Linked DNA regions of Homo sapiens: region 2 is linked to region 1. Evidence: read pairs that join two places in POLR2A ChIA-PET (ENCODE). Cell type or tissue: MCF 10A. All regions are shown on one strand. Each heading gives the region's core, and the rest is flanking DNA. Links, peaks and the distances in the headings are about the cores only.

The links. Peaks named below come from ENCODE experiments on the same cell type or tissue, not always from the same donor. Only the 100,000 strongest peaks of a DNase experiment are listed, where the experiment ranks them.
Region 2: POLR2A ChIA-PET joins it to region 1 with 5 read pairs; 2 of 35 experiments call an interaction of 5 or more read pairs at or near these places.

Annotation. Positions count from the first base shown.
Region 1 is chr6:105,829,839-105,835,219 of GRCh38, forward strand. LOC105377923 (a long non-coding RNA gene) reads right to left here. Exons shown (of 3, transcript XR_001744275.2): 3 at 1-355. Among named protein-coding and RNA genes, the nearest start is that of LINC02836, 200 kb to the left of the region's middle. In MCF 10A, for the core only: no CTCF peak of the experiment used is centred there; a DNase peak (open chromatin) is centred at 2,693.
Region 2 is chr6:105,752,359-105,757,739 of GRCh38, forward strand. No RefSeq gene overlaps it. Among named protein-coding and RNA genes, the nearest start is that of LINC02836, 120 kb to the left of the region's middle. In MCF 10A, for the core only: no CTCF peak of the experiment used is centred there; no DNase peak of the experiment used is centred there.

The DNA of each region.
Region 1 (5,381 bases), core at 321-5,320:
AAGTGTTCTGACATAAACCACATGACCTGCAAAACCAGAATAGTTCTCTCTGATGCTTTACAGAAAAAGTTTGCCAGCACCTGCACTGCATAAAGTCTGGCTGTTCCCATCCTACAGTCTGAGAGCTTCATATGTCATAATGTACTCAGTATAATTCAAATGCAATATCATTAAAAAGGACAAAAGCAAACATTTATATTGGATTTTGTGGGACAAACCTTATTCGAAATGTTCCACCATGTTGTCCATACGTAATATTCTAATGGATGGGCGTTGTCCATATGTAATATTCTAATGGTTCGGTAACACCAATACTTTAAACTTTCAAGCAACATCTCCAAATTTCCTCTTGCATCTAGAAGAGACAAAAATTCTTGTTCAGAGAACACATGCCTTGATTTGGGGCTAAGAAACATGCTGACTGAGCCTTGGTGCTCCTTACACTTAGATTTAACCTGAAGGTAAAAGTCTGATAGAAATAAGTAACCAGAAAAGCACAAACATTGAAGCACTCTCAGAAAAACTCAGCCCATTACATGTTTCTTTTAGATTATTAGAAATGATTCAGCTGCTCCAGTAACAATTTCTTTTGCCATGGGAAAGAAATCTACTCCACCTAACTGCAAATGTTTTTAAACTAAATTTCCTTCTCAAAGAGTTACCACATCTACTGTTAATAACATAACTGATTGTAAACTGTTTTTAAATCTTTTCAGATTTATTAGAGGTGGGGGGTAGGGAAGTTAGTCTAGAATGTAGAAAAGCTGCATTCTAGCTAAAGAGGTGAGTCTAACCTAGCCTTCTAGTTAGTCTAGAATGTAAAATGGCAGTCACAATGACAAGTTTCAATGGATCTCAATAGAGACTTAAGTGCCTTGCAAAACAAGACTGTCATTTCCAAAGTAGCATCCTGAAATGTTTAAATGTTTATGATAGAAACCACTCGAATCATCCCCAGCGAGTTTCTCAGAAGGGGCAGCTGGAGGAGGGAAGGGCAGCTGGAGGAGGGGAAGGGGCCGCAGGAGGAGGGGAAAGGGAGGCAGCTGGAGGAGGGGAAGGGGCAGCTGGAGGAGGGGAAGGGGCAGCTGGAGGAGGGGAAGGGGCAGCTGGAGGAGGGGAAGGGCAGCTGGAGGAGGGGAAGGGGCAGCGGGAGGAGGAGAAGGGGCAGCTGGAGGAGGGGAAGGGGCAGCCGGAGGAGGAGAAGGGGCAGGTGGATGAGGGGAAGGGGGAAGCTGGAGGAGGGGAAGGGGAGGCTGGAGGAGGGGAAGGGGGGCAGCTGGAGGAGGAGAAGGGGGACAGTGGAAGGAGGGGAAGGGGGGCAGCTGGAGGAGGGGAGGGGGCAGCTGGAGGAGGGGAAGGGGCAGCTGGAGGAGGGGAAGGGGGCAGCTGGAGGAGGAGAAGGGACAGCTGGAGGAGGGGAAGGGGCAGCTGGAGGAGGGGAAGGGCCAACCAACTGGAGGAGTTCATTATTAGATTATGTTTTAAAGGTAATAAATCCACTACCTTTTCTCAGATATTTAAAAGAACTACCATAGGAAATGGTGAAATAGGGAAGGACATTAGACTCAAGAGGGAATAATTTATTACAGTCTCAGAATTCTCTAACTCATCAGCCACAAAGTATATCTGAGGAGGCTCCATTCATTATGCAGGATCCATGTGATACATGACGAGTAAAAGGCGGGCTTCAACTCCCAAGGGGCCTGCATGCTTGTTAGTGAGACATGGCAGAACTTCACTCTAATAGGCATTTCTAAATGAAACTACTATGGAAAACATAACAGAAAAAGAAATCATACCCTGAAACCATATTATGAGTAGGAGGAGACTCAAACGTACTTTTCCTAGGGGGTTCTCAGTTGCTTTTGCTAATGAGGCAAACAGCTCTGCTCCATAGATTTTAGCTTCTGTGGATTGGAGAATGAAGCAGAAATTACTGTGTTTTTTCTCAGCTGCAGAAAAGGTAACTGAACTAGACAAGTTCTGCACCTAAGGCAGTGACTGAGCCTACAGACTCCGAGCACCAGGAAAATTGCATCAGTAGGGAAGAATCAGACAGCCATGGTGTGGATGGAGGACGAGATGAGCTGGGAGACACAAGAAACAGCACAGTGGGAGAGAGAGTGAGACTGACAAACCTTCTGTGAAAATACATCCACAGAACTGGCCAAGGACTTCTCATAGAGGGTTTTAACATCCACATTTTGTTGTGGCCAAGTTTCCAAAAGGAAAGTTTAAGGAAGAGAGTGATTTTTTTAAAATGTGTGACTAGATGTCTCAAGGGAACACCTCTTCCCAGTGTAACTATGCTCTCTATGTACCAACCACAGACTTGTCCAGATGAGCTCTCGGCCTCTCACCTAGTTTTCCTCATTGTCAAGAGCACCCACTTAAGTGAGAGTTTCCCAGGAATTATGGTCTGTGGTCTTGAAAAAAGGCCCAAGGAACACCCCCGATAGAAACAGACAATTTGGGCCCATTAGGCTCTTCTGGCTCAGGAGAACATGGCACGCTGGCCATTCCACGCAGTCTCTACCTTCTCCCTTCAACCTAGGTCACACACAGACAAGCTTCCCTCATCTGTACATACCACAGACTTAACTTTCACCGCTGAGTAGGGGAGGATTTCTCAATGCACCATTGCCCTTTGGCAATTCCCTGTTGAAATATGTATTTCTGGGCCTGCATGTACCTTAGGGTTCATGCACTTAGTGATTCTTTCTGTTTTATAAAGCTAATTGCCTCTGTAGCAATTTCTACACCCTTAGGTGCCACGACAGTCTATGTTTTTGGAAATGTGAGCACTCACTCAAACTGACTTCAGAGCTATAATTTATGGAACAGATTGAGTCACTGATCTCAGTTGGCCGCCTTTGTCCTGGTGCACTTCCTTCTTTTCTAAAGGGAATTTTCTTTGAAGAAGAAAAAAATCACTTTTAGATTACTTGCTGTAGAACATTTTTGAAAGGGAGTTTTCTTGGAAAATTATATAAATCCAATGGTGAAGTTCTCATAGAGCAAAAAGTCTGCTCTTAGATATATGCTGTAAACATTTACAAAGAGCCTACAGAAAATCTTACATAGTGGAGATTGTTTTTAAGATATTTTAATAGAAAAAAATTAACCCTTAATAAAGTTGATTTGGGGGTCTACCACTACCTAGTCCTAGCCATTTAACCTCTCTGGGCCTTACTAGCCAACAATTATAAAACAAATTAGTTGGATAACATAATTGTATTTTATCGTGCTGAGAATAAATATAAAATGAAAAATGTTTGTTTGTTTGTTTGTTTGTTTGTTTGTTTCCCGAGACAGAGTCTCGCTCTGTTGCCTGGGCTGGAGTGTGATGATGCAATCTCGGCTCACTGCAACCTCCACCTCCCAGGTTCAAGTGATTCTCCTGCCTCAGCCTCCCAAGTAGCTGGGATGACAGGCATGCACCACCACAGCCAGCTAATTTTTGTATTTTTAGTAGAGATGGGGTTTTACCATATTGGCCAGGCTGGTCTTGAACTCCTGACCTCAGGTGATCCACCCAACTCAGCCTCCCAAAGTATTGGGATTACAGGCGTGAGCCACTGTGCCTGGCCGAAAAATGTTTTTAATACTACAATTAAATATGTATTCTAGTAAGATTTTTAAAATCCTGATTTACAAACCTACATAATAGGAGGTAAATACAAATGTTATATGTCAATTTATATAGGAAGAATCCTTTTCATAGCCAGTTGATGCAGGAATCTCTCAAAATGTGATCTAATTCACAAAATTGATCCAATTCACAAAAACTTACAAATGTAACCACTGGAGCCCTCAAAGTGCTTGAATATGATGCCTTTAATGTACACGTCGATCAATACTTTAAAATCTATTGGATACATTGATGTCCTGAGCATTTTCTAGACATCTAATTTAATCATCACTAACCTAGAATTTACAGATAAACTGGGGGTCGACTGGATGACTGCTGTTTAAGGTCACACAGGGAGTGAGCTGGTGCCAAGGTTTGAATCCCACCTGAGGCTGACATAACTATTCACTACTAACTCTTCGTGCTTTATACAGTTTGGTTCCTGTGAGTCCTTATTTTGTCACAAAAGGAGATCTGATCAAGTTTATTCATTCTTTTAAAATAGATTTTTGTTTTAAGTTCCTTCTTCCTCCATTCCCTCTCCCAACTCCTTTCAATTTTAATGTTCTTTTCCCTTTTGTGGCTGGGTTTGATTCTACACAGACTTCTTAGGAAAATTGTGTTCGTGTAAAACTGAAGAGTCCAAGGGCTTCCTCACTGGAATAAGCAGGTCTCATTTGAGGGTGGGGAGCTCTTGACGAGGGGAAGTGGCTCACTTCAGGAAGTCCTGAGAACGGATTTTCTTATGTACATGTGCAAGTTTTTATGTATCTGCATACTTTACTCTCTTTAGTTGATGTAAAATGTTATGACTATTGTTTTCTTTTCTAAAGGAAGAGTTTCACCTGCATTCTATCTCACTTACTAAATGCGAGCAATCACCAGATCTCTTGTAATTCTACAAAAGCAATTAATCAAAATGGTGACTTCCAAATTGTTGTCTTCCCAGTTATGTCTATAAGCAAATTGAGACCTGCCAAATATCAGTCTCAAAAATGCATATTTTTCCTGCATGCATAACTCCTGCACTAACGCTGTGTCTTGAGAACAAATGGTATGCAGTGCCAAAGCCTTAGGAAGGTCACTTTTTTTTTCATTCTCATGTTTTCTTTCTAACCTACTACTCATAGAGTCACAGGAACTTCTGAGAGCCTTCTATTTTAGACCTATATATTAGATGGTTACTAATTACTTTGAACTGATTGTTTTTTCCTGTTGAATATTCCGGATTTCTGATTGAGCAATATCTTGAAATTCCAAAAGTTGGCATGCTGGTAGTTTCCTTATGTTCCACACATTTTCAAGCACATTGACAGTGACTGTTCCCTGTTTCCAGAGGATGAGGACAGTGGTACCATGTTCCTTCATCAGCTTGCACAATCAGCCCAATTGTCCTCAGATGGATCGTTCACACTGTGGCAGATTGTCTTGACTGCAAGTTCTTCTCTTGGCTCTGAAATCTTCTGCTTAAACAAGTTATTTCATTGACATAAACAGGATCTTCTTATCCTGGCCCAACACTAACTGGAAGAAAAACCTTTTTAGGATTTGTCTTTCTCTGCCACAGAGAAAGTGTGACCCCAGAAGCTTGAAATGGGCACCATTTTGTAAAGCTAGGCCTCAGCATTACTCCGAAATTCATGATATCTTGGGAACCAGGTGTGCAGTCAAAAATAACAGCTTTTATTTCTGTAACTTTTATTTCTGTAGCTCTTATTTCTGTTCACTTAGAGTGAACAAAACTCATTTA
Region 2 (5,381 bases), core at 279-5,278, 78 kb before region 1:
AACAGTGCTGCAATAAACATGGGAACAAATCAAATATTTAAACACCCTCATATGGGGTCTTCTCAAACTGTACCCATCATTCTGGCCTAATTCCAGCCTGCCATCCTCCATGAAGCCTCCTCCAGCTATTCCAGCTCATCCTGACATTGGCTTCTCTTTTCCTGTTGAATTCATAATCCATGACATGTAACTGACCACTTAACCCTTGATGAATTCTCACATTAGTTTTGACTTTTCAGCTACAAAACCAAAACCACTCCAAGAAAGGAACTGGTGACATCCTTTTATTGTTGTGTTTTCTCTCCTTTGAAAACTAGTTAACTCTTACATTACAGTAGGCACACTCCAAGGCTGTTTCCCGACGCACAGGCCAGGCTGCTCCCTGGAACTCCTTTAGGGGTTAGGCTGGGCCCATCCACCTACCTCTCTGACCCGAGCCTTTTGCCAAGGCCTAAGCACACTGAAGCAGCAGTGGCTGCCATCCATGTAGGCGCTGAAATTCTAGAGCTCAAAGAAGGGAACTGGTGCCTAACACTCTAGCCATGGCTGGACACCAGGAATCAGTACCTGCTTCAAAACTGACAAATTACAGAATAATTAATTACTAACAGATATTCTTAAGCACAAAGTTTTAGTGCACATTGACCATTTCCTAACTTGAACCCTCTCTAAATAGATGAATTTCTCAAGTAAAGGTAAGCAAGGTCAGTGCTTCTGTTGCACTTTGGTCTCCTCTCTTGGCATTTTCTTTTCTTACATGATATTGTAGTAAGTAGTATAAAAACTTGAAAATGAAAAGCCTGATTCTTGATGCATAATAGGAGCCCCACAACAATAACCAATATTTGGAAGTTTGTCAAAGGCAGGTATGAAGCACAAGATGAAACGTTTTCATTTCGGATGACTTATAGTAAGATACCAATAAAATACTCCGAGATGTGGTAAGAATAGGCGATATCACCACACCTTGGGCGGGTGAAGCCACTTGGCACAGGCACCCTACCTCACCACACCCCTGAGGCATGGCAGAACACAAGAGAACCACACCCATTGAGTGTGATGGCTGAGCACAAACCAAACACTTCCAAAGGCGAGGCAGAAAAATCAATACAGGCACCACAGGAGGTGATACCGGAAAATGATGTGATGCTGGCAGGATTTTCACTGCAAGGGAAGATAAGTAAAGAAATAAAAAAGACCCCTTCTCCTTTGCAGATGTAGGGCACGCCTGCCAGAGTTTTATTGTTTTATTGGTGGATGGGGATTCTTGTCTTCTCTGGTCAATTTCTATATGGGACACTTCCTAAGTTACTCGATCCTCTAAACACTATAAGAACTTGGAGACCGAGCTGAAAACTTAATTAGCATTATGCAGACTGTGGGCTTCTGGTATTTCTAGTAAGCTTAGGAAGCTGCCAAACATTCCTGCCAAGTTTCCTTAAGCCTGGAAAGGCCTGCAAATGCTAATCCAAGAAAGCCAGGGAAAGCAACAAATACTAATTTTCTCATAGACTGAAAGGGAAATACTGTGAGACGGGGGCCGGGGGCTTCTTTTTGTGAAGGAACCATCGGGGGCTTCTTTTTGTGAAGGAACCATGAGGGCCTAAGGATGTCAGCTCTAGAGAAAGCCCCAGGTGGGACCAGATGGAGTTTAGAATAGTCTGCAAGCCACAAAGACATGGGATGGGGAAATCGCCCTTGTAGGCACAAGGCAGCTAATGCCAATATTCATCTGCACCAAGGCCCACCTCCTCTAGACAAGGGTAAAGGTCTGAAGAGTTCAGAGAAATTAACCCCAGTAGTCTATATTCCTCAGTAAAGCTGAAGGATGTAAGGTTTCCATACACAACTATAGTGAAAAAAATACATTAACTTCCTTTCACAAAGGCTTGATTTTATTTATAGTTTATATGTAGCTCCTTTTTTTTTTTTTTTTTTGAGATGAATTTTCACTCTTGTTCCCCAGGCTGGAGTGCAATGGCGCGATCTCAGCTCACTGCAACCTCTGCCTCCCAGGTTCAAGCGATTCTCCTGCCTCAGCCACCTGAGTAATTGGGATTACAGGCATGCACCACCACGCCCAGCTAATTTTTATATTTTTAGTAGAGACACAGTTTCCCCATGTTGGCCAGGCTGGTCTCGAACTCCTGACCTCAGGTGATCCGCCCACCTCGGCCTCCCAAAGTGTTAGGATTACAGGTGTGAGCCACCATGGCCAGCCTATATGTAGCTCTTTAAACAGTACCTGGCCACCTTCTTCATTTGTTCTACTTCATTACTTAGGAAATTGGCTAGCTTTCAAGAAGAATTTATTTTCCCAAAAAGGATTTTCCAAAATCAGACATAATTGGTATTAACATTTTTTAGTAAAGGAAAAACAAAGCCAATGTATTGAACATTCTATATGTGCTAGGTTCTATGTTAAGTGTTTCACATTCATTATCTCATTTTCTCTCGAAGAAAGATATTTTCTATTAATTTTGGGATTGATACAAGACAGAAAAGTTGTTAAACTTTAGAGCAGGGGTCCCCATTTCCCAGGCCATGGACCAGTACCATTCTGTGGCCTGTTAGGAACTGAGCCACACGGCAGGAGGTGAGCAGTAGGCGAGGGAGCAGAGCTTCATCTGCATTTACAGCCGCTCCCCATCACTTGCATTACTGCTTGATCTCTGCCCCCTGTCATATCAGCAGTGGCATTAGATTCTCATAGGAGTGCAAACCCTATTGTGAACTGCGCATGTGAGGGATCTAGGTTTTATGCTCTTTATGAGAATCTAATGCCTGATGATCTGTCACTGTCTCCCATCACCCCCAGATGGGACCATCTAGTTGCAGGAAAATGAGCTCAGGGCTCCCACTGATTCTACATTATGGTAAGTTGTATAATTATTTCATTACATATTACAATGTAACAATAATAGAAATAAAGTACACAATAAATATAATGCATTTCAATCATCCCAAAACCATCCTCCCCCTCCCCCAGTCTATGGAAAAATTGTCTTCCACGAAACTAGTTCCTGGTGCCAAAAAGGTTGGGGACTGCTGCTTTAGTGGACTGCAGAGTAAATGAATAATTGAGAGAAAGGTTCATCAGGAGGGAAGAAACTTCGGCTCCAGTCTGGCTGGATAGAGGAGCTGCTGCTGTCTTGGTTAAGTTGTAGGTCAATAATAGTGCTAGAGAGGGTCTCAATCCATTCTTCAAAGAACAATTATCCAGAGCCTCTGTACCCACCCCACTCCATGCAACACCCCGATAGGTCTCTTATTAGAAGCAAAATGGAGAAACAGTCATCTTTTTGCCTTTCTGAGGAGCCAATTCCTTAACTTTGATTTTCATCTAATGTACACTATTAACTGGTTACCATTGCTTCTTCCAATCATCTATTTTCTCAGCCATATTTATTGAGTGACTACTGTGTGCCAGATATTGGGCTACACACTCTGCATCCATGGCGCAATCTCTGCCTGCAAGAAGTCTGCCGTCGATTCCCTTCTCCCTTTTAGGGAGGCAGAGACACCAGCCAGAGCTGCAGGGTGGTGCCCAAAGAAACAGTTGAGGTAGGATGTACTCGGTACTTCAGCCAGGGTAACTCTCTACTCCCATACATGAGCCAAAAGACCATGACCTTCAGGGAATCAAAGTTAGAAGGCAGGTAGAAGAGTCTTCAACACAGAAGAAAAATCCAGCTGGTGATTCAGAAATGGAAGGACAGAAATGAGTGCACCTGCTCACCGTGGGGGTGGAGGAGGGTAGAGAGGATTTACCGAGTCAAGGAAGTGTAGTGCACAGGCACTTTTATTGGGACACAGACTCCTCCATGAGCAGGGAGGGAGCTCTCAAGGATGTTGTTTGTGGCATGGAGGCAGCTCAGAGATTCAGAGGAGAGGTACACAAAAACTAACAGCCACACCGGAAAGGAGCATAGCGCGTAGTCAAATGACTATGGAGTCCAGAATCAGACCAGGGTTTTAATCCTGGTACCACTGCTTTCTCAAACTAGTAATGTCAGCTCTGTGAGCCTCAGTTTTCTCATCTGTATCATAGGAATGATGTTTCTGTTGTGAGAATTAAATGACATGATGTATGTAAAGTCCCAGGCCTATTCTAGACATCCAATAAACAGTAGTTATACTCAATGAAGAAAGCACCAAAAAAGACATACTTGTCTCCCCTGGAGAAGTTCAGAGGAGGAATCACCAGTGCACAGCCTTGAAGAATCGGAAGGAGTTCCAATTGGGGATGGAGGGAAGGTAGAAGAAACCACATGGGTGGGACACGTAGTTGGACACTAGAGGCCAGAGTGCCTGGGGGCGGGTGTGAGAGAAGAGGCTGCAGCGCCAGGTCCTGAGGAGATGCCTGCCATGTACAAAAGCTACATCTGCCTTGACCAGAAAGTGGTGGGAGTTTTAAGCAGCAGCCTGCCAGGAACATGATTAGGTGATAATAGGTAACACTCATGCAGCCAACCCCTAATTAGAGCTTCCTATAGGCCAAACACTATTCTAAGCCCTTTACATATATTAACTGAATTCTCACATAATCCTTTGAACTAAGTACTAAGGAAACTAAGGCAGAGAGAGGTTAATGCCTGGGCAACCTGGCGAAACACCATCTCTACAAAAAATACAAAAAGTAGCCAGGTGTGATGGTGCATGCCCATAGTCCCAGCTACTCCAGAGGCTGAGATGGGAGGATTGCTTGAGCCTGGGAGGCGGAGGCTACAGTAAGCTGAGATCACACCATTGCAATACAGCCTGGACAACAGAGTTAGACCCTGTCTCAAAAAAAAAAAAAAGTTCCCAAGGACATATCATCCTAACTCAGTGTGCATTTACATGGATAAGGCTGAGAGGAAGGAAGTTTGGAGAGAAGACAGATTGGAAAAGAGAAGGCACTAGAAATGAGTTAGGAGGGAAGGTCCAGATGGGAAATGAACGTGCCAGAATTAAGGTTGTAGGGAGGAAAAGAAGAGGTTACGCTTAATGGAAAATCCAGGGTTCAGGGAACCTAGTGACCAGTTGGATGTGGAGACAAGTAATTCCTTTGGGAAAGATTTTGTGAATTTAGTTGGTCTGTTCTCCTCTTTGAAATATTTTTATAACACTCCTTTCCAAGGGGGTGACTTTACCAGAATGACAGCTTGCACTTTCACCAATGTCCATTCACTGGTTCCTAACCCTGAAATCTAGCCAACTAAGGTATTAGGACTTCAAAAAAAAATCAACATGGTGGTGTGGTTTTCACCTTGAAATGGGGTATTTACTCCTCCTCTAACAATAGACATGTTGTTTCTGTCTTCTAGGAGTTTCACTTTGATGTGTCAAAGGAAATGCCATGAACTCTAGGGGAGAGTCATCACTGCGTGAATGCAGGA